Linked DNA regions of Mus musculus: regions 2, 3, 4 and 5 are each linked to region 1. Evidence: chromatin loops called from intact Hi-C (ENCODE). Cell type or tissue: heart. All regions are shown on one strand. Region 1 overlaps Akap1 (A kinase (PRKA) anchor protein 1). Region 2 overlaps Scpep1os (serine carboxypeptidase 1, opposite strand). Region 3 overlaps Scpep1 (serine carboxypeptidase 1). Region 4 holds the start of Coil (coilin). Region 5 holds the start of Scpep1 (serine carboxypeptidase 1).

What was found. A loop is a pair of places that touch in the nucleus more often than their neighbours do. Peaks named below come from ENCODE experiments on the same cell type or tissue, not always from the same donor. Only the 100,000 strongest peaks of a DNase experiment are listed, where the experiment ranks them.
Region 2: it touches region 1 in a loop (5-fold over the local background); 7 of 42 quality-filtered maps call a loop at or near these places.
Region 3: it touches region 1 in a loop (2.9-fold over the local background); 5 of 42 quality-filtered maps call a loop at or near these places.
Region 4: it touches region 1 in a loop (11-fold over the local background); 4 of 42 quality-filtered maps call a loop at or near these places.
Region 5: it touches region 1 in a loop (7-fold over the local background); 15 of 42 quality-filtered maps call a loop at or near these places.

What each region holds. Positions count from the first base shown.
Region 1 is chr11:88,846,386-88,851,385 of GRCm38, reverse strand. All of the region lies in intron 1 of Akap1 (A kinase (PRKA) anchor protein 1), which reads left to right. Among named protein-coding and RNA genes, the nearest start is that of 4930556N13Rik, 2.7 kb to the left of the region's middle. In heart, CTCF peaks have their summits at 1,375 and 2,603 (motif pointing left); DNase peaks (open chromatin) are centred at 255, 1,422, 1,855 and 2,545; H3K27ac peaks cover 3,247 bases.
Region 2 is chr11:88,906,357-88,911,356 of GRCm38, reverse strand. It overlaps Scpep1os (serine carboxypeptidase 1, opposite strand), which reads right to left. Exons shown (of 5, transcript NR_045955.1): 2 at 4,689-4,883. Among named protein-coding and RNA genes, the nearest start is that of Scpep1os, 2.9 kb to the right of the region's middle. In heart, a CTCF peak has its summit at 2,662 (motif pointing left); DNase peaks (open chromatin) are centred at 1,496, 1,806 and 2,636.
Region 3 is chr11:88,936,188-88,941,187 of GRCm38, reverse strand. It overlaps Scpep1 (serine carboxypeptidase 1), which reads left to right. Exons shown (of 13, transcript NM_029023.3): 7 at 4,137-4,174. Among named protein-coding and RNA genes, the nearest start is that of Scpep1, 17 kb to the left of the region's middle. In heart, a CTCF peak has its summit at 2,220 (motif pointing right); no DNase peak of the experiment used is centred here.
Region 4 is chr11:88,971,421-88,976,420 of GRCm38, reverse strand. Coil (coilin) reads right to left here and starts at 2,486. Exons shown (of 7, transcript NM_016706.2): 1 at 2,219-2,486. The coding sequence starts at 2,472. It also overlaps the pseudogene 2210409E12Rik. In heart, CTCF peaks have their summits at 2,358 and 2,565; a DNase peak (open chromatin) is centred at 2,490; H3K4me3 peaks cover 1,382 bases; H3K27ac peaks cover 1,053 bases.
Region 5 is chr11:88,952,566-88,957,565 of GRCm38, reverse strand. Scpep1 (serine carboxypeptidase 1) reads left to right here and starts at 2,124. Exons shown (of 13, transcript NM_029023.3): 1 at 2,124-2,272. The coding sequence starts at 2,197. In heart, a CTCF peak has its summit at 2,059 (motif pointing right); a DNase peak (open chromatin) is centred at 2,115; H3K4me3 peaks cover 1,416 bases; H3K27ac peaks cover 1,529 bases.

The sequences.
Region 1 (5,000 bases):
CACCATCACCCCCAGAACTGCACTCTGCCAGCAAGGTTGGTGCTAGGCAGGACCTCTCATGTCCTGGGATTTTCTGGGGAAACCTTCTAGTACTTGCTGTCACCCAAGCTGTCGCCACCAGCGTGTGGATATTTAAACTGACTTTACATAAGACTAGACATTGAGGTTTTTCAGTCGCATTTGTCATACTTCAGTGCTCAGTAACCTCCTATGGCTAAGTGCCTGACTGCCAGTGTTGGCCAGAAATCACATGGGGATCGCCGCAGTCAGCCGTTACCTCTGGTGATCTGCCCCACTTGACGAGACTGCCAGGCCTTCTCGCCAGTTCTTTAGGTCAGCTCCTAGGACACCTTCAGGCTCTGCCCAGGGACTTTGCTCCCCTCTCCTACCCTTAAAAACATCAGAACCATAAAAAGGTCACCTCTCCCCTGTATCTGTAGCAGCCTATAGAAATCCTTGCCTTAAAGATTAGCTTATTTTTATTTTATGTGTATGAGATGAGCTTTTGCCTGAATATATATGTATGAGCACTGCATGTGTGCCTGGTACCTAGGCAGGCCAGAAAGGGGGGGGGTCATCTCCTGGAACTGATGGCTATACACTTCCTTATGTGTCCTGGGAAATGAACCCATGTCCTCTGGAAGAGCAGAAGTACCCTTCACTACTGAGCCATCTCTCCAGTCCTTTTTTTTTTTTTTTTTTTTTTTTTTTTTTTTTTGGTTTTTCCAGACAGGGTTTCTCTGTGCAGCCCTGGCTGTCCTGGAACTCACTCTGTAGACCAGGCTGGCCTCGAACTCAGAAATTCACCTGCCTCTGCCTCCCGAGTGCTGGGATTAAAGGCGTGTGCCACCACGCCCGGCTCATCTATCCAGTCCTAATCCAGATCTTTGAAAAAGTTTTTCTGGGCTCCACCGAGACTTGTGTAGGTGTGTGTGTGTGTGTGTGTGTGTGTGAGAGAGAGAGAGAGAGAGAGAGAGAGAGAGAGAGAGAGAGAGAGAGAGAGAGAGAGAGAGAGAGAGAGAGAGAGTGAGAGTGTCTCCGAGATAGTCTTCTGGTAGATCATCTGCTCCTTAGGAGCAGCAGAGCTGAGAGCTCAGAAACCGCTGTGGACAGAAACTAGAGGCTCTTTCTCTCGCTGCCAGGCAGGGAACCACAATTGTATGTTCTTCTTTCCTTAACTCACACGCCAAGGAACTTCCTATGGAGGCCAGCAAGGCTGCATCTGTTCTCCACACAGAAGTACAGGAGAGCCTGCAGGACTGCTGGGCTTGGCTCTGATCGCCTGCCCAGGGGAAGACCCTTGAAGGGAAGGCACATTTATCAAGAGCGAGCTGTGCTTTGCTCTGGAGGTGGAGTGGCTGGGGCACACACTCCCCCAGTGGTCATACCTGGGATAATGGGGGAATGTTCTAGTTCTGACAGAGAGGGTGTGTGAACAGCTGTCCAGAACACATCCTCCCCCTATCAGGGCCAAGCCTAGAGTGGACTTGGGCTCTTGGCCTCTAAGCTGTTGTTTTTATGATTGACTTTCCTGTCAATTACATGCAGCCCTTTTTCCCAGTAACTGCAGCCAAAACTGATTTAGTCACTAGGACCAACACTGTTTTGTGCCATCCCGGGGATTATTTTCTTGTTTAGAAGGCTCTAGACTTGGGTTACAGGTTTGTCAGCTGGTTGGGGAGTTGAGGCCATTACTTCTCCAGAGGGCCTTCTGAGAAGCCACAGGTACTTGTAGAAAGAGAAGGGATCCTTCTAGAACCTGGAGTGAACAGATGCATGCAAAGGGCTGCCTGATGTAGCACGTGCCTGCTTTCTGCTCTGTGTGACCGCTTGGCTGCCAGCCAGTGTGCATCTATTCCTGGGCAAACGGACCTGCTAAAAATACGCAGGCAGGAGTTTAATTCCAGCAGATTCAAAATAGCTGAGTGTCCTCCTCACCAGCCTGGGGCAGGGCTCCGAAGTATCCTTGTGTGGGGTTTTCCCCGATTGCAGGCAGCCTGCTTCTGGGGACCAGAAACTGGTCTCGGAAGAGTTTCTGGTTAGCATGTGGGTATAGAGTGCTGGGGCCTTTGGGACCTGTAGTGTTCGGTCCACTCACAACTTGGGAAGTTCAAGTTTAAAAACCAAGTGTTTAGGACAAAGAGCAACTAGCTAGCTTTGCCGGGGAGCAAAGGTAGTGGGAAGCCCTTGTGAGGATGAAGGGTGTGTGTATGTATGTATGTGTGTGTGTGTGTGCAGGTTCGGACACAGCAGGTTGGTGCATCATTTCCCACCTCTACTGACCTGTCAGACCATTTAAGTCTGGGGTGGGGTTGCTGACATGAGACTGCCTGGGGTGAGGAAGAAGTGGGCTATTTGTTTCCTGGATGGTAGGAAGTAGAGTGGGGTGGAGAGGCATCAGGTGCCTCGGAGAGCCCCCGTGGGTGCCCCTTGGCACCGGATCCCTTAAGATGATGACACTCCTAGGCCTGGTGCATTGCATTCAAATCCTTTGTGTTCCCTGTAGCTGCTGGTCCGGGGCTGCCCTCTGGGGAGAGAATAGCTGCTGCCTCTAATCTCACCCATTGTCTTGGAAGCAGGGGACAAACAAATCCTGCCCTCTACAGGGCTGTTGGGGAACTCCCTCACTCAGACCTTGGCTTTGTCTGGAAACAGTCCTGGAAAGAGGGGCTTTGTCCTGAGCCGCCTCAGTAGTGGGTCTTTAGACCCAGCTCAGATTGGGCTGTGGAGCAGTGGGCACTGAGTCTCTTCTAGGTTCCTTGTGTTGGCTGGTCCCAGGTTAGCAGTGTTCATCACCCCCTAGGAGGCTGATTGGCACAAGACAGGAAGTCTGTCTGGGAAATGTCACTACCACTGTTTCCTTCTTCAACTGACGAAGCCTCTACAACAGACTGATTTGCACTGAGTAGGGGTGAGACTTGGAGTCCCAGTCTCTGGGGAACAAATTAACAGGGAGGCTTAGGTAGACAGTGGTGGTGATAAGCCGGGATATATGCTCAGAGTGGCAGGACTGCTGGTTCTTCTCAGGGTTGTGTCTGAGCTTTGGGTGGGACAGCTGGTGAAGTGGTGGGAGGAGGCCATTGGCTTGGTGGGCCTGGGCCTCGGGACATTGCGGATTGGCCAGGTACTGGACTAAAGCAGACTAGAGAGCATGCTGTTGGGATGCTTCAGGGGTTTGGGGAGATAGAGTGGGGTGATCTGTAACTGAGGTAGAGGGTGGGACTGTGGGCGTTGGTTTAGTTTCAAAGGGCAGAATTGCTCACAGCTGAACTGGAAGCCATTTTTGTTTTAGGTACCAAGCTATCCATCACACACATGACTGTGGTCGTGGCCCTAGCATATTAGAAGGGATAGCTGCTCTCTGTTGGAGAGATTGTGGGTTGTTTGTGTTTTTGTTTTTATGTATCCCATTCTACCAACTCTTTTTTTTCCCCCCTGAGTCCAGAGGACTTCTATAGTTCTCTAGGAATCACAAATTTGAGTCTTGCTGGGGAAGGGATTTTCAAGTTAGTAAGGAGTCAGACAGAAATTTATGGCCACTTCCTGTAATCTTTTGCCTGCTGGGCAGTGCTTTCCCGACTCTAGGCTGTGGGTTCCTGCCCTGTTCCAGGCATGCGGACTTACTCCTTAACGGTCTCAAGTTGCTTTTGTTCTTTTCTGTGGATGGCACTGAGCACAGACCCAGTGAGTCTCACTGATTCTGTTGCTGTGTATAGGATGCTGCAGATGAGAGGTTCTCAAACCTGGCTGAATACCTGGGTTTAAAACAAGCCACGCCTGGTGTTAAATCTTGCCCCTTGGGTTCTGATTTAATTGGTTTGAGGGCCACGTTGGCCTTGGGCTCAGGAAAGCTTCCTCAGCATCTGGGTGGTGACTCACGCTCATAACCCAGTGCCAATCACTGTATTTGAGAGGCTGAAGCAAGAGAACTTAAAGTTCAAGGCCAGCCTGGGTTGCCAGTAAAACAAAATAATCTTCCTCGGTGAGGGGGCTGGCGAGGTGGCTCAGTGGTTAGGGACACTTGCTGCTCTTGTCTGAGGCCTGAGTTTGATTCCTGGCACCCACAGGTGACTCAACCAGCCAGAAGTCCAGTTCCAAGGGATCTGATGCCTCCTGACCTCTGAGGGCACGTATACTACATATATTCTGGCAAAACAGAGGTGAATCTTAAGAAAATGCTTCCTTGGTGATCTATGTAGATCCAAGTTGGAAAACTACAACTGTAAGGCAGCTCTCTGATTATAGATAGAATCTACTAAAAGACCACTCTAGTGATTTAAGCGTTCATATTTGACTATGCGAAATCAATTTGCAGAAACTGCCCTTTTCCCCCAGCCGAGGGCTTAGTCCAAGTCAAGTCTCCCCATATGGCTTTCGGTTTCTTCACTACAGTGTTTTCTGTCAGTGCACAATATCTGTGACACTGGTACATCCTCGGCGTGCCGACTGTACAAGTGTATTTACCAGCCATTGCTCTGAAAAAGGCTCATCCTAACTTTGTTTCAAACGATAACCTTGGTGGGGGTTCTTAGGCGCCTTTGCCTAGGCACAGTTATTTTTGCTTTTGTGGAATTGCCGGATCATAGGGCAGGCGTCAGGTTTCCTGGGCTGTTACTCTGAAAGGGTAGCATGGGACACCGCCTTCCTGACTCAGTTGCGTCTTCCCCATGGACTGGTCGCCTGGTAGTAGGTCGGCTGCCAGGCTCCCATTCCTCAGCTGCACTACGTTGAGTTATGTAGTCACTGGAGTAGTGAAGAATGGGTAGGTTGAGAATGAAGACGCTGGAGATCCTGCTTGAATCCGAAGCCACAGGTAGCATCATGAAAGGTTTCTACCTTCCACAGGGTGTCTACAAAGCACCCGATCCCTGGCCACTGCTCATAGCCATCTTGCTTCTCTGCCTTTGGATATTAGTGAAGGATGTCCGTCTTCACAGCTGCAAGGGCTTTCTGGAATGACCTCCTCTGTCTACGCTCCTGTCATGCCGTTCATTTTGGGG
Region 2 (5,000 bases), 60 kb before region 1:
GGCCTATTTGCTCTTATTAAAAGGAAAGGGGGAGATGTTGGGAGCCGCCCCCACATTCGCCGTCACAAGATGGCGCTGACATCCTGTGTTCTAAGTGGTAAACAAATAATCTGCGCATGTGCCAAGGGTATTTTATGACTACTTGTACTCTGCCTTTCCCGTGAACGTCAGCTCGGCCATGGGCTGCAGCCAATCAGGGAGTGATGCGTCCTAGGCGAAATATAACTCTCCTAAATAGGGAAGGGGTTTCGGTTTTATTATTGAAGGGGCTTTCGTTTTTGGGGCTGGGCGCTGGGCGCTTGCCCTCCTGGCTCCAAAAGATGTAAGCAATAAAGTTTTGCCGCAGAAGATTCTGGTTTGTTGCGTCTTTCCTGGCCGGGCGCGTGAGAACGCTATTAAGAATGATAGTGATGGAAATCAAGCAGGTCAGCACGTGTCTGTAATTCTGTTACTAGGGTGATGGAGACTGGAACATTCCTAGGACTTGATACAACAGTCACTTTAGCTGAATCTGTGAGCTCTGGGTTCCTTGAGAGATCCTGCTCACACTGAGGTAGGTAAAGAGTCAGCGACGCAGCTCAGTGGTCAGTAAAGGCATCTACCACCGAGACGGATGACCCAAGTTCAATCCCCAGAACCTGCACGGTGGAAACAGAGTGTCCGCTGCCCTTCACCTGCATGCTGTGGCACACACACACACACACACACACACACACACGCACACACGCACACACACACACACGCACGCACGCACGCGCACACACACACACACACACCTCTCAAAAAAAAATTTAAATAAGGCAGGACGCAATCAACAAAGATACCCAATGTTAAGCTGAGGTCTCCACATGCACACAAGTGCAGGTGCATAACCCCCACTCCATACAAATACAAGTGCAGGTGCACCCACATATACAAGCACATACAACCATAGCGGGTGGAGGGGGATTGCACAGCTCTTCCCAGAGCCAGCATGACTGGGAGGACGCATGCCCAGCAGTGCCAGCATTCCACCACTGTATAAGAAGCTTTGGCTACATTCACCTGTGTGTAGGCTAAGGAAACGCCTGAAGTTCTAATTCCTTTTCAGGTTGGAGAGTTCCCTTCTAGAGCAATCGTCTCTAATAGGGCGATGACGTCCATACTCTTTTTTTTTTTTTTCCAGAGCTGAGGACCGAACCCAGGGCCTTGTGCTTGCTAGGCAAGCGCTCTACCACTGAGCTAAATCCCCAACCCCAACGTCTATACTCTTTGGGGGCAGAAAAGTCACGAATGTCACTTCGGTTTAATAGCTCTGTCTAAAGCCCCTGCAGCATGACATCCCATTTTGTTCTACCAGGTTAATTTGTCACCTTGCGTTCTTTCTTTAAACACCACCTGCCTGTTGCCGTAGCCCCTGGGAGCTGCCTTTTTTCCTGGCTCACTTTCCCTTTAAGGGTTGGAGCGGTTCAGCTGGCTAAGACTCAAGTGCCCTCTGGACGACTTGGCACAAGGTGAGGATTTTCCAACTTGGGAGAGAAAGAATGTTTGCCGGCGAAGGCTCTTCAAGGTAATTGCTCTCCTGGAATTGGTGCTGCTGCCTTCTGCAGCCTTTGGGGACAAATCCTTCTTGCTCCTGAAGGGGAGAAAACCACAGATGGGCAAACAGGGCTCTGGGATGAGACCTTTGAAACTAGTAACCTCTGGAGAGGAGGAAAGGGGGGGAAAGGCCAGTCCAGACAAAGGCACTGAACCACTGTTTGCCCCTGAGCAGCACTGGGCTGTGCTAACCCCATGGCCACAGAGGTCTTGAGGAAGAGTACTGGAGCAAGAGACCCACACTTCTGTGGAGAAAATGCATGGACTAAAAAATCCCACCCGGGCAGGGTGGTGGGTGGTACATGCCTTTAATTCCAGCACGTGGGAGGCAGAGGCAGGGGGATCTCTGTGAGTTTCAGGTCTACAGAGGGAGTTCCAGGCCAGCCAGGGATACATGGAGAAAAATTGTCTTGAAAAACCAAAGGGCTGGAGAGATGGCTCAGCAGTTAAGAGCACTGACTGCTCTTCCAGAGGTCCTGAGTTCAATTCCCAGCAACAACATGGTGGCTCACAACCATCCGTAATGAGATCTGATGTCCTTTTCACAACAGTGTGTCTGAAGGACACCCAAACCAACCCAAAATCCCACACTGGGGCTTCATGGAAAAACCAGGGTACAGGATGAGGAAGTATAGCAGCTAACAAGCTACAGTTCCCAGAGGTGTTCTGTGTGGGGGAGGAAAAGAAAGAAACAAAAGTCAGGTCTGAGCCACTTCCTTGCACTGAAGTGGAGCTAAGAGAGAGCTGGTGGGACAGCTTAGTCAGTAAAATGCTGGCCATTCAAGCATGAAGACCTGAGTCCAATCCCAGAACCATTTTTAAAAAAGCCAGACCTGACTGCACGTGTTACAGTCTCAATGCAGGAGAGGTAATGGCAGACAGCTCCCTGGGACTTGCTGGCCAGCCAACCTACCCTACTTAGTGCACTCTGGACCAATGTGAAACCCTGTATCAGAAAACTAGGTTTGGGACAGAGAGATTGCTCCAAAGTTAAGAGCACTTAAAGTTAAGAGTCTTTCATGGAACCAGAGTTCATTCAGTTTCCACTGGCTTGTATGTGCCTTAGGCTTAAGGGGATCTGCTGCCCTCTTCTGGCACCCACAGGTACACACATACATGTATGTACACCCATACATGGAGAGAGAGAGGGTGGGAGAGGGGGAGGGAGGGAGGGAGGGAAGGAGGAAGAGAGTCCATATAAATAGCTAAAACCAGAAAAACCAAGGTGACAGGTGATCCTGAGGAATAACACCTGATGTCATTTTCTTAGCGTCATTATGTGTGTACCTACAGTACAACCACATGAACACCCACACACATATATATGAACACGCAGGGAGTGCCAAGCAAACAGAGATAGGAGCTGGAGAGGTGGCTCAGTAGTTAAGAGCAAACACTGTTCTTCTAGGGGACCTGAGTTCTAACACACTGGGTAGCTTACATCTCCAGTTGCTCCTCCAGCTCTAGAGAATCCGATGCCCTCGTCTTGCCTCCGTAAACACTTTCATTCGCATGCACACACCCAAACACAAACATACACATGTAGGTAATTTATTTATTTATTTATTTATTTATTTATTTATTTATTTATTTATTATATGTAAGTACGCTGTAGCTGTCTTCAGACAGCACCAGAAGAGGGCATTAGATCTCATTACGGGTGGTTGCGAGCCACCATGAGGTTGCTGGGATTTGAACTTCGGACCTTTGCTCTTACCCACTGAGCCATCTCACCAGCCCCGGTAAGTTTTTAAAAAATATTTTTAATGGAGGGAGTGGGTTGAAAAGAAGCACAAACATGATATTGAAGTGTTTGAATTATAATAACAAATAAAATATTTTTAAAGTGCTTTCTTATTTGTTTGTTTATTATGTTGAGGATCAAACTCAGGGTCTAGTGTATACTGGTAAATGTTCTACCACTGAGCGCTCTCTCTTTCTCTCTCTTTCTCTCTCTCTCTCTCCCTCTCTCTCTCTCTCTGCCGGATGTCCCACCTTCTATTTCCTGCTTCAGCTAATAGGCACCATTAGCTTTTCATTGACTGCCGATGCTTCTACACAGCACACATAAGAGATCCTGTCTCGAAAAAAACCAAAAAAAAAAAAAAAAGAGAGAGATCCTGTCTACAACTATGAAGCCAGTGATGACCTTGAACTCCTGAGGACCCAGGCATGCAGCATCCTTCCTGGCTTGAAGCCGCTGTTTCCTGGCCCTTTCCTAAATCTGCTGTGGACACCTCGACCCAGTTTTTCTAGTTTCCCACTGCTGTGGTGTCGATGAGGGCATTCCTCCTAGAAAACAGAGCCTCAGTGCTGGCTTCTGCCTCCTGGTGATGTGGGGTAGGAAGCAAGAGGAAGTATAACACTCCAGTGGGGTGGCCATCTCAAGGAGAAGACAGCTATAGTTCTCTGGGGGCTACTGTGTGTGTAGGCTTGAAGCTGAGCTGAGGAGGAGCCCTTAATAAACAGGCCTACGGTGAGACATGAATAGGCCACTTGGCCCCAAAACTCAGGTTCTCTTTCTTTCTGTATTTATTTATTTATTTATTTATTTATTTTGGTTTTTTGAGACAGGGTTTCTCTGTATAGCCCTGGCTGTTCTGGAACTCACTTTGTAGACCAGGCTGGCCTCGAACTCAGAAATCCGCTTGCCTCTGCCTCCCGAGTACTGGGATTAATGTTTTTATTTTTTAATTTAATTTACCATCAGTGTAGGGGTGATACCTGTGTGTGCATGTGTCATATAGCCTGCACATGTAGATCAGAGGACAACTTGCAATAATTGGTTCTCCTCTTCCACCACGTAGATTCCTAGGATCAAATTCAGATCCTCAGGTCTATGTGGCAATTGCTTTTTCCACTGAGCCATTTTAAAGGCCCTTGTTATTTTTTTTTTTCTCCTGCCTCTGCCTCCTGGGTGCTGGGAGCAAAGGCATGAGCCACCCATGCCCTAAGGCCTCTCAATTCTTAATTATCTGTCCTTCCTCCTACTCTGGGTTCTGGAATGGCTATGTTCATTCATGCCCAGGCAGCTAGCTCCTGATTCTGGAAAGAATGGAGAACAGGGGGTAAGACATGAGGTTTGAGCAGATTCTGCGAGGTTATGGTACCTTTTGAAAAAGTAGTCTTGGACTGGCGAGATGGCTCAGCGGGTAAGAGCACTGACTGCTCTTCCGAAGGTCCTGAGTTCAAATCCCGGAAACCACATGGTGGCTCACAACCACCCATAATGAGATCTGACGCCCTCTTCTGGTGTGTCTGAAGTCAGCTACAGGGAGCGGAGTTGACCGGAGCAAGCAGAGGTCCTAAAATTCAAATTCCCAATAACCACATGAAAGCTCACAACCACCTGTATAGCTACAGTGCACTCACATACATAAAATAAATAAATAAATCTTAAAAAAAAAAAAAGAAATAAAAAG
Region 3 (5,000 bases), 90 kb before region 1:
GCCATCCAGGTCCTGCTTGCTGGGCCAGGGTGTATGTGAGTACTACTTATAAGAGCCTGGGTGACTCTTGTAAACCTGGGCACTGAAAAGTCCCATGTTTACTGATTTGGGGGTTTTTTTTTTTTTTTTGGTTTTTCAAGACAGGGTTTCTCTGTATAGCCCTGGCTGCCCTGGAACTTACTTTGTAGACCAGGTTGGCCTCGAACTCAGAAATCTACCTGCCTCTGCCTCCCGAGTGCTGGGATTAAAGGCGTGTACCACCACGCCCGGCCCATGTTTACCAATTTAAAATTTTTTTTTTTTTTTTTTTTTTTTTTTTTTGTGAGAGGGTCTCTCAACATAGCCCTGGCTATCCTGCAACTTATGTAGACCAGGCTGGACTCACAAGAGATCCTGCTGCCTCTGAAGTGCTGGGATTAGAGGGGTGCCCCACCACACTCCAGCCCAGGCAATATTTAAAAATGAGTGTTGATGTTAGTGATGACAGAGAGAGAGGGGCGGAGGGAGGAGAGAGAGTCATGGTTCATATGTAGAGGTCAGGGGACAACTAGGTGGAGTTGATTTTTTTTTTCTATATTTTTGTGGGATCTAAGAGTTTGAACCATCCTGCTGGGCTCCCAGGCAATCTCTAACCTCTTATATTTTAATATTTCTAAGATTATGTATAGTGGGGCAGGGTGTAGTGGGCTTGGAATCTAAAGGAAGTATCTTGCCAAGGTCTTATGGTCTCCTTTCCGCCTTTGATTGCTCTATTATCATGGACCTAGCTATCTGCTGAATAGTTCAGTTTATTTTGTTGCCTTGACAACATTTCAAGGTCTCCTATAAATCACCACAGTCACTATGCTCTGTGGTGTTGATCATGTCAAGCCAGAGAGAAACAGCCATCCCTCAGGGCTATAATATTCAGATAAAAGAGGAGAACAGGGCTAGAGAGATGGTTCAGTGGTTAAGATTGCTCTAACAGAGGTCCTGAGTTCAATTCCCAGCAACCACATGGTGGCTCACAACCATCTTAAATGGGATCTGATGCCCTCTTTCAGTATTCGATACAGCTACAGTGTACTGGCATATATAAAATAAATAAGTCTTTAAAAAAAAAAGGAGGCCAGCAGAAGTTTCTGGATTCTTGAAGAAGCTGTCACAGAAAGCATCCATTTACCCCAAGAGCATCCAAGAGACATGGGGGATGAAACATCTTTGCCACAGCCTCTGCCATCAGGCTGAGTCCTCTGAAGGGATTTTCCTAGCAAAGGAATCCAAGTTTGCCACAGGAGATGCTCCGGACACTCCTGTGGATGATGAAATACACCCCACACAGTGCGAGTAGCCTCATAAAGAGGAGCCCCAGTTCTGTATGAGTCAGCACAGGGTGTCACCAGCTCCCCGACTCCGCAGTGTCCTGATACTGGAAGAGCATCTGCAGTGAGCTTCCCATCTGTGCCTCCTGCTGCTGCTGCTGCTGCTGCTGCTGCTAGTGGTGGTGGTGGTGGTGGTGGTGGTGGTGGTGGTTGTAAGGCAAGGTTGGCACCAGGCCTTGCAGCTCTGAGGTCTGCATTTTTGTAATGCTTTGGGAACACAGACAGGAGCAGTCTATCTTGCTCATAATCAGGGTGTGGCTTCAAGCATCACTGATCTGATCACCTTGGCCAGGTTAACTCTCTTGGGTTCCCTCAACCGCAGCAACCACAGCCATTTAGAGTTGTGTAGGTTTTATTGGGAACTGTTCTGAGTACTAAGGACTTAAAAAGGTTTTGTCATGTATATGTTGGGGACAGTGGAGCAAAACGTGCCTGATGGATGCATGAAATGTATTATTACATGTGTGCAAGTGGTACATGTGCCCATGCATGCATGCATGCATGCATAAGCCAGAAGAGAACATCTCCCTCTATCACTTTATCTACCTTATGCCTCTAAAGAAATTCTTTTGAGATTTTATTTATTTTCATTTCATATATTTGGGTGTTTGACTACATGTATGTCTATGTACCATGTACATACACACAATGTCCTTTGGGGCCAGAAGAAGGCCTCAGTCCTCTGTTTCGGGCGGTTGTGAACACCTGATCTGGGTGCTGGGAATCAAACTTGGTCCTTTGGAAAAACAGCAAGTAACTTTTAATTACTGAGCTACCATTCCCCCAGGCCCCCACATTATTTTATTTTAAGATTTATTATGTATACATCATTTTGCCTGCATGTATGCCTGCAGGCCAGAAGAGGGCACCAGATCTCATTATAGATGGTTATGATATGTGGTTGTTGGGATTTGAACTCAGGACCTCTGGAAGAACAGCCAGTGCTCTTAACCACTAAGCTGTCTCTCCAACCCAACTTACTTACTTTCTTTTTAAAGATTTATTTATTTATTTTATGTATATAAGTGTTCTATCTACATGTATACCTGCATGCCAGAAGAGGGCATCAGATCACATTATATATGGTTGTGAGCCATTATATTGTTGCTGGGAATTAAACTCAGGACCTCTGGAAGAGCTACCGAGCCATGTCTCCAGTTCTTACAACATTACTATTACTATTATTATTATTATTATTATTTAAGGATTTCTTTAAAATTTATTTATGTGAGTACACCATTACTGTCCTCAGACACACCAGAAGGGGGCATCAGATCCCATTGCTGTGGTTGTGAGCCACTGTATGGTTGCTGGGAACTGAACTCAGGGCCTTCGGAAGAGCAGTCAGTGCTCCTAATCACTGAGCCATTTCTCCAGCCCCAGCAACATTATTACTTTTTTCTTTTTCTCCTCCCCCCCACCCCCAGACAGGGTTTCTCTGTGTAGCTCTGGCTGTCCTGGAACTCACTCTGTAGACCAGGCTGGCCTTGAACTCAGAAATCCGCCTGCCTCTGCCTCGAAAGTGCTAGGATTAAAGGCGTGGGCCACCACCGCCCAGCCACATTATTTCTTAAGATAGGGTGTCTCCCTAAACCTGGAACTATGTTGGTAGCCAGTAAGCCCAACAGTTCCTGTCTCTGCCCCTTACAGTGCTGGGATTGTAGGCACATGCAACCAAGCCAGACTTTGTATGTGGGTTTGGGAATTTGAATTCCAATCCCCATGCTTGTGAGGCAAGCAGTCTTACCTGCTGAGTCATCTCACCAACCCCCATGTTTGGATATTTGTCTGTAGCGTCCCCATCCTCTGGTCATGAGATGCCAGTAGGATCACTCAATGTGACAACAAGAAATGTCTTCAGACATTCTTTTGGGGACTAAATGGCTCCTGGGGCTCCTTGTTGGAGGGTTCTAAGCAGCAGAGTGACACTTGATAGGTCCTTGATACTTTGTTGGCACACTTCAGTAGCTTGTATCTAGTGGATATGTGGTACCAGTAGCTGTAGACTTGTCCCAGCAGTTCACAGCTTACTGTGTTCCCAGAAGGTAATCCCCTCTCCCTGCCCCCCTTTCTTTGTGTGTGCCTTTTTTTTTTTTAACTGTTTTTCTGTGTGGCCTTGGCCATCCTGGAATTCACTCTATAGACCAGGGTGGCCTCAGACTCAGACCCACCTTCCTCTGCCTCCGAGGTACTGGGATTAAAGGCCTGCACTGCTACGCCTGGCTGTCTTACAAATCCCTTGGAGCTGTTTGTTTCTCTTAGCACCTTTTGTAGTTTCCCAGTGTATAGAGTTTGCAGAGTACAAATGAGCTGATTGGTGGGTAGCCTCAGGCACAGGAGTTAGAGTCATGTTAGTTTTTCTACAGCATGTATGGTGGAAGACGCAAGTGCCTCCGCCCTGGAGGAGCAAATAGATTGCAGAGGCAGTGAGGGTGGGGAAATTTTTGATGCTGTCAGGAACCTAGAAGGCTGCAGAGACAATCAAGCCTCACCGGATGGCTCTGTGGTGTGTCAGGTGGATCTCTGCCCAGGACGCCCTGCTAGGCAGAATCGAATCAGGTCAACGTGCCACTGGACATTAGAATTGGCAGGAAGAACATCTTCCAACCCCTGAGATGTCAGCCATTCCTGCTTGGACACTAGGGTTCTCTGGAGTGTTTCCCCTCAAAGTCACTGGGTTTCTTGCTCCTGCCCCTTTGTGCTTAGAAGGGAAGCCATTGTGGGGTAGTCTTTTGGAAAGACATAGCTAATTTGTATCCATCTGGTTTTCTTTAGATTCAGTGCTGTCCTGGGGACCTTACCTGTATAGTATGGTAAGTAGCCTGGGTCCTGCCCTCTGCAGTCTCCCTGGGAAACAGCCCTGCTGACTTCTCAGGTCTCCGGAGAGAGTGTATTACTTACTATTGCTGTGAGCTGACAGCCACTGAAGGGCAGAAGGATTTGTTTGGCTTATAGTTTGAGAGGGTGTGGTCTGTGGCAGCAGGGATGGGAGGCTGCTTGCTTGTGTCTGGGTGGAGCGGGGAGCAGAGAGAGGAATGATGGCCCTCACTGGACATTCCTTTCCCCTTTCTATTCAGTCTGAGACCCTGGTCGATGGTTGTCCATAGGCACACCCAGAGTGGGGCCTCTCTGATGCCCCAGGGATTTCTTTTGAAAAATTGTGTGTTGTGTGTGTGGTGGTGGTGGTGGTGGTGGTGGCGGTGGTGGCGGCGGCGGCGGCGGCGGCGGTGGCGGCGGTGGCGGCGGTGGTGGCGGTGGTGGTGGTGGTGGTGGTGGTGGTGGTGGCGGCGGTGGTGGCGGCAGCGGTGGCGGTGGCGAATCAAATCCTCACACATGCAAAGCAAGCACTGCCAGCTGAGCTTATGTCATGTGCTCCTTCCGTCTTGAGGCAGAATCTCAAATGGCCTGTAGCTTCTTGTCTACTCTTATCAATTGAGCTACAGCCCCAGCCCCCTAACCTGTGTAGACCAGGATGACCTAAAACTCACAGAGATCCACCTGCCTCTGTCTCCACTCCAGCCCAATACACAATCTTGAATTCTGATACCTTTTGAGTACCCCTCCCCCAAAGCTGAAAGGTTGTGGTAAACCTTCATGGGCCTGCTCACTTGATTCATTTAAGGGTGTGCTCTGCTTCTC
Region 4 (5,000 bases), 130 kb before region 1:
TCCTATGGTCTACACCATTTACCACCAGGGCTAGCTGCAACCCAGCTCTCTATCTCCCTGGACTGAGCCCAGGGCCTCAGGCATCCTAGCCAGGAAGGCACTCATTCACTTACTGAGTGACATTCTCAGGCCCACAGAGGTAATGTCTTTCCAGGCCCAATTGTCCAGTTGAGGCATTTAGGAGAAACCTCCCTGTCATCTGCTGCAATTACTGCTTGTAACCGTTGTTTCACCGTTGTTTTTTACATCATTACAAGAGTGTAATTCATGGGTGATTCATTAATTTAAGTAGTAACTGTAGCCAGCAGCAAGCTATTAAGTCATTAGGCAGGGTACCTTTCAGGGAGTGAATTTAACAGGTGGGGGACACAGCCCTCTCTCTTGTTTAAATAGCCTTTAAAGGGCACTGGGGAATGAGCTTACTTCTGTCAGTAAGAGGGGAAAAGAGGCTTGGCTGCCTGGAGTCAGCAGCAGGCAGACCTCCAAAGCTCAAGGCCAGCCTCCTCGTCTACACTAAGAGAACTTGCCTCAAAAAAGAAAGGGAGCGAGAGAAAGGGGAGGAGTTGGAGAAGGTGGAAGAAGAGGGGAAGGGAAGGGAGAGAAGGGGAGGGGAAGAGAGGAGAGAAGAGAGGAGGAGAGGTTTGAAATTTGGACTATTTCAAGTTGCCACCTGAAGCAGAATGATTAACAAATCATAGTATTCCTGACTTAAGTATTCCTGATGCAAAGATATGGTCAGTGTTTCTAATTAATTTCCCTGATGTTCTGAAGAAATTTTGCAAATGTGGCACTCTCGACAGAAAGCAACACTAAACAAAGGCAAGCAAGAAATAGCCTGCTTTATAATTCCATTTTTTTGGGTTTTTTTTTTTTTTTTTTTTTTGGTTTTTCGAGACATGGTTTCTCTGTATAGCCCTGGCTGTCCTGGAACTCACTTTGTAGACCAGGCTGGCCTCGAACTCAGAAATCCACCTGCCTCTGCCTCCCAAGTGCTGGGATTAAAGGCGTGCACCACCACGCCAGGCCTATAATTCCAAATTTAACTCACCGCAGCGGAAGCTTAGAGGTGTGGTTGGAAGTGGTGGGACCATAGACTATATCAGTATGTATGCCAACTGGTATGACCAATCGCATCAGCCCGCCATCTGAGACAACTAAGCCACCTGCCAACTAGTCACACTGTAGTCGCTCCTGGATACTCACTTCAGTGACAACGATTAAATTCTCCTTCTTGTTGTTTTGAGACAGGTTTCTCTACCCAGCCCTCACGAGGGTGGCTTCAAATTCAGAGATCTGCCTGCCTCTGCCTTCTGAGAGTTAGGATACAAGGTGTACGCCACCTCCACTCGGGCCTCTCTCTCTCTCTCTCTCTCTCTCTCTCTCTGTCTCACATTTGTTTCTTTTGTTTTCCAAGACAGGGTTTCTCTGTGTAGCCCTGGCTGTCCTGGAACTCACTCTGCAGACTAGGCTGACCTCAAACTCAGAAATCCACCTGCCTCTGCCTCCCGACTACTGAGAGTAAAGGCGAGCGCCACCACGCCCAGCCTGATTTTACCTTTTTTCTTTTTTAAACAGCTCTCACATATGCCAGGCTGACCTATGTAGCCAAGGATACTTTGAACTCCTGATCCTCCTGTCTGTCTTCACCTCCTCAGTGCAGGGATTCCTGGTTAGCCAGCTGGGAATCAAATCTAGGGCTTTGAGATGCAAGCAGTCAAGCTACTGAAACACACAGCCTTCTGTGTGACACGTGAAACGCATTCCGATACCAATTGGATGGGACCCAATGACACCTGAATGAGACACAGAAATCCACCAGAAGTGGACACTGCCAAGGCGCTAAGGTGGGCCATTCCATACATTACTCAGAAAACATCTCTGCTTCCTGCCTGCAAGTGCAGCCCAGAGAAGGCGGGTCTGTGGCATATTTGCGCCATGCACACTGCACACAGAGCCTGGCAGAGTGAGTACTGGCCCTGCTCTTGAGCACCGGAGCTGCTCCAAGTTTAGTCCCCCTGAAATGAGAAGCGTCCCGGGGAACCCGGGGAAGGATGCTCCATCCTGGGCTGGACCACTCAGGATCTCGCGAACCTGCCTTTCCGCAGCTGGCTAGCTCGCTACCCGGATCCTGCATCCTGCGGTCCAGCAAGCGCCCCCCACCCGCACCCGCACCCCGAGCCGCGCGCCCCCACCCCCACCCCCGCGCGCTCCCGCGCACCTGAGGCTGTCGTTGTCTCTCACCAGGCGCGCGCTCTCGGCAGGGGGCAGCAGCCCCCCTTCCAGATAGAGGCCCAGGAGCGCCCCGGAACTGAAGCCGAAGCGCTGGCGGATGAGACTGATGAGATCCGTGACAACTCGACATCTGTTCAGGTCCACCAGAAGCCAGAAGACCGTGCAGTGTGGAGTGGCCGGCGGCGGGTAGTCAAATTGAAGCCGTAGCCTAACCGTCTCGGAGGCTGCCATCTTGCTCATGCTCGACGGAAGCCGAGAGGTTCCAAGGGCTTTCGCAGCGGCGTGGTCCGGCGGCCCGCCCCCAGCAGCAGCTAGCGTGCGCCGCCTGGGGGCGCAAGTAGGTCTGTAAGGCTCCCCTCGCGAGCTCCCCATTCTTTCTCAGGGCTGAACATACATGCAAGTTGACTGTCAGGATAGCTGCTACGATATCGGTTCGTGTAATTAAACAGAAACAAACCAAAAATCTATAAAATTAATAAGCAGCAAGCCTGACTCGAACCCCTGTAATAGGTTTTTACTTTTCTACCAAAAAGGTCAGGAAAGCACCAAATTGTGGTGCGTGTCCAAGCAGAAAATGAGACATTCTCGTGATGCGAGACTTAAAGTTCTCATAAGACTGTTTAAAACTCACACACACACGTCCTTGGGGGCCTCAGGGAGTTCAGTGTGTCCTCTGTCCCTGACCAGATCAAGTGCTTTCCTCATCTTGAGGCAGAACAGTATTCTGAAAGTGTTGACGGTCCAGAGAGTCAGAAAGCTAAATAAATAGGAAGATTTTCTTTAAAAGATTTATTTATTATATATAAGTTACACTGTAGTTGTCTTCAGACACTCCAGGTGGTGCCTAGGTACCCAGAGAAGACACTCAGGAACCACACCATTCACTCCAGAGCCTGCTGTTCCCGACCAGTCCTGCCTGTAGCAGGCCCTATCATCCCAGAGGGAATCATCCCCTACGGACGCCCTGTTCTAGCTTTGTTCCTTTCTCCTCAGGGATGGCTGCTGCTGGCTGCTGGCTGCTGGCCACCTCCAGTCGAGAGGTAGAATACAGTATGACGCGAGAGCAGTATTTGTGCTTTTAGGGTTATTTAATATTTATTTTAAAAGACAGCCAATTTATTTATTTATTTTCAACTAGAGAATGGGTCTCTAGGTCTCTAGGAATTGGCTGTGGGGCCCTCACTGCACATCTTGTTCCTTAGCACTGTTTCCAGAATCCTTCCTCACGTCTGGAAGAGGTGGAGGAAAAGATTAGGGGTGGATCTCCAGGCCTTCAAAGACATCTCCTGTTCTGAAGGCCAGGCCCACTGTGGCTGGGGTCTCTGGCCTTGCTACCTGAAAAGTGAAGCCACATTCCCTCAGAGTTTTCATCTCATCAAGGAGCTGGTTGTCCTTGAACAGCAGCTGCTCCTCAGGAGGCCTCTTCATGATGCCCTCAATGATGCGCTTGAGCTCCCACACCGTGCTTGACTCCTTGGCATCAGTGAAGATGGTGGTCTTCTTGTGTCGGATCACAAGAAACACAAACAACCCTGTGTCTGCTTGTGACTCCATGCACCTCACTGGACCTGAGAAGTGTCAACAACAGACTTTAAGTCTTTTCATTGCTCTGGGGCTGAGTTTCTCTGACCCTGACAGGAAAGGCTGGTTTCAATTGGATATCTGCACCTGCAGGAGGCCTCTTAGGGTGTTGTTAATCTGAATTCATTAGTCTAATGCTGGTCTTTGCCCCACCTTATGCATATTGCAGAGGGCTGAGGCCTTCTGGATTATTTCTAGGAATAAACAAAACAGATTCTAGGAACACCTACCCTATAATCCCTTTCCAAATGCCCTTGCTTACCACAGTTAAGACATCTGACAGTTTGATTTTTTTTCTTAAGACTTTTAGAATTTACTATCAGATTAGCATCATAAATGTGAGATCCAATATCTCTAATCTATTCTATTGGTGCTGATGGTGCCTAATCATCCTTTTGCATTCTGAACTAGCGTTTTCAAAAGCCAAGGATTCAATTAATATTTTTCTGACTTCTCTTTACAACTGAAGTCAATCTTTGCAAAAATCAGGGAAGGCTGCTTTGGGGCCTTGTGTATTTTAAGGAAAAGACTCACACCTTTCTTGGTTCTTCAACCTCATCTCAAGCATTAAAAAGCTGCTAAATGACATAGCATCAAAATGTGATCATCAAATTCAAGCTGCCTTTCTAAATCTTTGTTGTTGTTGTTGTTGTTTGTTGTTGTTTTGTTTTGTTTTTTCAAGACAGGGTTTCTCTGTGTAGCCCTGGCTGTCCTGGAACTCACTTTGTAGACCAGGCTGGCCTCGAACTCAGAAATCCTCCTGCCTCTGCCTCGAGAGTGCTGGAATTAAAGGCGTGCGCCACCATGCCAGGCTGAGGTTGGTTTTCTAATAAGCTTGAGCCAGCCCCTTTCAGTTTCATCATGTGACTGGCAGAGTGGCAAGTTCTTTCCTAAATTCCTCAATCTGTGTCTCACTGGTTTTCCTAGGTCTTTCTAAGGGTTTTTTAAATTTCTGAAGTCTGTGTCCAAGTATTTTTCTTATTCTCCTTTTCAGTCTAATTTTCCTGCTTCTGCTTGGATCTTATCAATCCAGTGTTTTTTGAGCAGGTACAGAAAGCCATGATGGCTATTAAGAATATAGTATAAGGGGCTGGAGAAATGGCTCAGCAGTTGAGAGCACTGACTGCTCTTCCAAAGGTCCTGATTTCAAATCCCAGCAACCACATGGTGGCTCACAACCATTCGGA
Region 5 (5,000 bases), 110 kb before region 1:
TTATTATGAAAAAATCCAAACATAGAAAATTTGAACTTTTTTGCTGCAAAACACTCTGTGGCTCATAGTCTACCACTAATATCAAACTACAATACTTTATTTTTATCTATTCATGTATTCATTCTTTCTCTTGAGATGGAGGTCTTGCTCTGCAGCCCAGGTTAGAGAAAAACCTCATGGAAATTCTTTAGCTGCAGGCTTCTGAGAACAAGGCACATAGTACAGCCTCTGGTGGTTAAGTGTGTTTGGCTCTGATCATAAAGAACATGGAAAGCTGGGCGTGGTGGCGCATGCCTTTAATCCCAGCACTCGGCAGGCAGAGGCAGGCGGATTTCTGAGTTCGAGGCCAGCCTGGTCTACAGAGTGAGTTCCAGGACAGCCAGGGCTATATAGAGAAACCCAGTCTTGAAAAAAAAAACAAAAAACAAAAAACAAAAACAAAACCAAAAAAAAGGCTAGATTTTTCAGGCATTTGGCCCCACTCATGTTGGAGCAGGAGAAAAGTAGACAGCAGACTCCCACTTCTCTGCAGCCCTGCCCTCAGTGGCAACGTAGGACACAGGATACGCACTACACTTTCTAGAAGCTATAAAATCTACAGGTTGCAAAGAAAAACATTTCTGCTGATGCATAGGAGGCATGGGGGAGGATAAAAACCTGAGTCAGGGACACATTCTTTGTTCTTGCTTTCTTTTGTGAGTTTGTTATCTTAAAACAAAGTTTGCAGAGACAAAAGTCACTTCCAGGTAGCTCTTGCTGTTGCTTGGCTCTGTGAGGTGACTCAGTACCCCTAAAATATTCCGTAAAATAAAAATTTATCTTCAGACAGACATATCATACACACACACCTCTGCAGTCCATGTTTTCTTCAAATTCCTCTCCACAAGCCCTTGATACCTTCTTTTAAATAACTGCTTTGAAGATAGTATATCACACACAGTGATGTTGACCATGCTATCAAGAGAGAAAAAGTCCACTTTTTTTTTGCTGTGTTTAAAATACATAACCAAAAGTTATAGGATCTATATAGTAATTTTTTATGAATTACTAGTATATTAATGACACATGTGATTTGATAATAATATTTTCGATTCACTTTATCTATGTGAGCGTTTTGCCTGCAGGCTTATATATGCATCATATGTATGCTTGAGGAAGTGCCAGATCCCCTGGATCATGAGATGTGGAGTTCTGAATCTGTACGCCACCATGTGGGTCTTGGGAACCAAACTTGGGTCCTTTGGAAGAGCAACAATGCCCTTAACCCCTGAGCCACCACTTCAAAGTAATGGGTTTCTGAAAATAGAATCTAGACTCTTTCTTTCTCTCTTCTTTTCTTTCTTTCTTTCTTTCTTTCTTTCTCTCTCTCTCTCTCTCTCTCTCTCTCTCTCTCTCTCTTTTTCTTTCTTTCTTTCTGTTTTTTTTTTTTTTTTTTTTTTTTTTTTTTTTTGAGACAGGGTTTCTCTGTGTAGCCCTGGCTGTCCTTGAACTCACTCTGTAAACCAGGCTGGCTTGGAACTCAGAAATCCACCTGACTTTGCCTCCCAAGAGCTGAAATTAAAGGTGTGCGCCACCACTGCCCAGCTCTAGTCTTAAAAGACCTGCTGGTTCGTGCTTTAATCTGACTTCATCTTTTCAGATGCAATTTTTTAAAATTCTAGGCCTGAGACTATGGAGATGGCTCAGTAATTTAAGAGCACTTGTTGGTTTTCCAGAGGACTCAAATTCAGTTCCCAGCATCTGCACCGGCCACTCAAAAAGCCCTGTAACCCTAGCTCCAGAGAAACCCACTCCTTCTGCATAAACCCACACATGTGGCATATACATTCATACACACATATGCACATAAAATAATAAAAACAAGTCTTAAAAGATAAAACATAAGCCTTTTGTCGGAGAAGACAAACACGGGCCGGGCTGAGGGGATGGTGGTTATCCAGTTGTAGTTTTCTCAATTCTTCCCTACTTAGTAACCAAGGTCAGATGACATATTAACTGCCTCCTTTGTAGCACCTCCCTCGAGAGCCCTTTGTAGGAGGTCCTGGGTGGGTCCGACCGGCAGAGGGAGCGCGGAATCCTTAGGAGTGTCAGGGCCCACTTAGGCTCCGCCCCTGACTCCGCCCAGTCCCCGCGCAAGCCGTCACGCGATGGCCTTTGGCTCCTGCCTGTTGCTGATGTTGCGGCGGGGTTTTCATCATGGAGCTCTCGCGGCGGATCTGTCTCGTGCGACTGTGGCTGCTGCTCCTATCGTTCTTACTGGGCTTCAGCGCGGGTAGGTTCGTGAGAAAGACGCACCAACGGTGGGTGCCTCCTTCTCGAATTTGTTGATGCGTTCGCGTTTTTCTTTTTCTTTTTTTTAAAACACATTTCTTTCTCCCGCTTCTTCCCTTGAGAAATTTATATTGTTTCTGAACCTCTTAATTTTTATTTGTGTCTTAATTCAAAGTGCCTTTTCCTGCCCCTTCCTGATGCAGGGTGATTCCTGGAGATGGAAGTGTTTGTACAGAAACGTATGGTTTCAGGAAATTGCTGATGAGTGAGACTTCACGGTCTAAAGGCCACCTCCCCTTTCTCCTGTGGTTAGCTGCCTAGTGACGTTTTAGGGTCATTTGATTGAGCTGAGATTGGAGGCCAAAGAGACCTCTACAAATCCTTGCTTTGAAACAAAGCCTGCCACCTCTGCTGGTTTAGAAGAGACAAAATATCAGCTGACTGCTCTGGCCTATTTTTGGGCAAAAAAGAATTTTGTTTTGTGGAATGACTTGCAAATTGGCACATTTTCTTTCTTTCTTTTCTTCTCGTTTTTTTCCTTTTTTTCTTTTTGTTTGTTTTTCCAGACAGGTTTTTTTCTGTGTAGCCTTGGCTGTCCTGGAACTCTCTCCATAGACTAGGCTGGCCTCGGACTCTTACCTACCAAGTGTCTGGATTAACTCTCACTTTATTAAAGGAAAAAAATATATTTTGTCTTGCCTCCATGTCTGTCTGTGTACTACTTGTATGCCTGGTGCTCTGAGAAGTCAGAAGAGGGCTTTGGATCTCAGGAAAGCGAAGGTACAGAAGTTGTGAGCTGCCATGTGAATTCTGGGAATTAAACCCAGGTCCTCTGGAAGAGCAAGACAGTGAGAAAGTGATCTTACCAGCTGAGCCATCTTTCCAGCCTTTTAATTTAATTTCTTTCTTTCTTTCTTTCTTTTTTAATTTGTTTTGTGAGTGTCAAAGGGTGTGTGTGTGTGTGTGTAGTCAGAGGACAACACGGAGAAGTCAGTTTTTCTATGATGTAGCTCCCTGTGACTGAACTAAGGGTGCCAGGCTTGGTGGCCACTGTCTTTTATCTCCTGAGTCATCTCACCACCCCTGATTTTCAGTCTTTTTTTTTTTTTCAAAGATTTATTTATTTTATGTATATGAGTACACTGTAGCTGTGCAGATAGTTGTGAGCCATCGTGTGGTTGTTGGGAATTGAACTCAGGACCTCTGCTCGCTCCATCCAGCCCTGTTCACCCCATCCCAAAGATTTATTTATTATTATATGTAAGTACACTGTAGCTGTCTTTAGACACGCCAGAAGAGGGTGTCAGATCTCATTACAGATGGTTGTGAGCCATCACTTTCAGCACTTGGGACTTGAACTCAGGACCTCTGGAAGAGCAGTCAGTGCGCTTAACCACTGAGCCACCTCTTCAGCCCCACCCCTTATGTTTTAACAGGAGTTTGTACCAGGGAAGGGAGAAAAACACCAGGGTTTACATTATGAGGGACTTGAGCCTTATCAGTCATTTCCAAGGGAACTCTAATTTCATGTTATTTTATAGATACAGCCACACCCGTAATTTTTCAGCCTGTTTTTCCTTAGATGCATCCCCACCCTGACATTGCGTACATGTGTGCATGTGTGTGTGTGTGTGTATAGATATGGAGGTCAGAAGAGAACCCCATGTGTTGACCCTCAGGAATTATCTACCTTCTTTTTTGAAAGACAATAATTTTCTCTGGTCTGCAACACCAAGTAGGCCAGACTGGCTGACCAGAAAGCCCCAGAATTCCCCTGCCTCCAGCCCTGGGATATTGAGCACAAACACAGCTAGAGATGGAGCTATGGCCTGTATGCCTCCGAGGTGAACACTCTATTGTCTGACCTGTTTTCTCAGTTTCACTCTTTGGTTTTCTTAATCTTCTTTCTCCTTCTATTTTTTTTTTCCATAAGTATTTTTTTTTTAAGATAGGGTTTCTTGTCCCCCCAGCTGGCCTGAAACTCACTGTGTGCTGAGGCTGGACGTGGACTCCTGATCCTCACTCCCTAGTCCCACGCTCACCCACCCCACTCCCCATGCCATCCACACACTTTGGCTGGGACTTGAACCCAGGGCTTGGCACAAGTCAGGCCAGATTCCACACCTGAGCTTTGCTCTCAGCCATTTTCTTTTACTGCTGGTCTTACTGTGTTGTGTTGTGTTGTGTTGTGATGTGTGTGTGTGTTAGTTGTGTGGTTTTATTTATTTATTTTTTATATGTAAGTACACTGTAGCTGTCTTCAGACACACCAGAAGAGGTAGTCAGATCTCGTTATGGATGGTTGTGAGCCACCATGTGGTTGGGATTTGAACTCAGGACCTTTGGAAGAGCAGTCTTACCTGCTGAGCCATCTCACCAGCCCCTAGTTGTGTGGTTTTGATATAGGGTCTCTCTATATAGCCCTGGCAGACCTATAACTCACTTCATAGACCGAACTGGCCCCACTGAACTCACAGATATCCATTTGCCTCTGCTTCTTAAGTTCTGGGATTAGAGAGGTGCACAAACACGCCCTACTGACTTCTCTTTGTGTGTATATCTTTCTTTTCCTTATGAGCACAATATACTGAGGTAGATGGATTACCTAAAGCATCAAGCACTGTCTGAATGGCCTGAGTGGCCATCTCCAACCTCCCCACGTGTTGTCCCCCATGAGTTCTCCACCTCATCTTTCCCACCTTGGAATGCCTCAGGGAGTAACACTGACC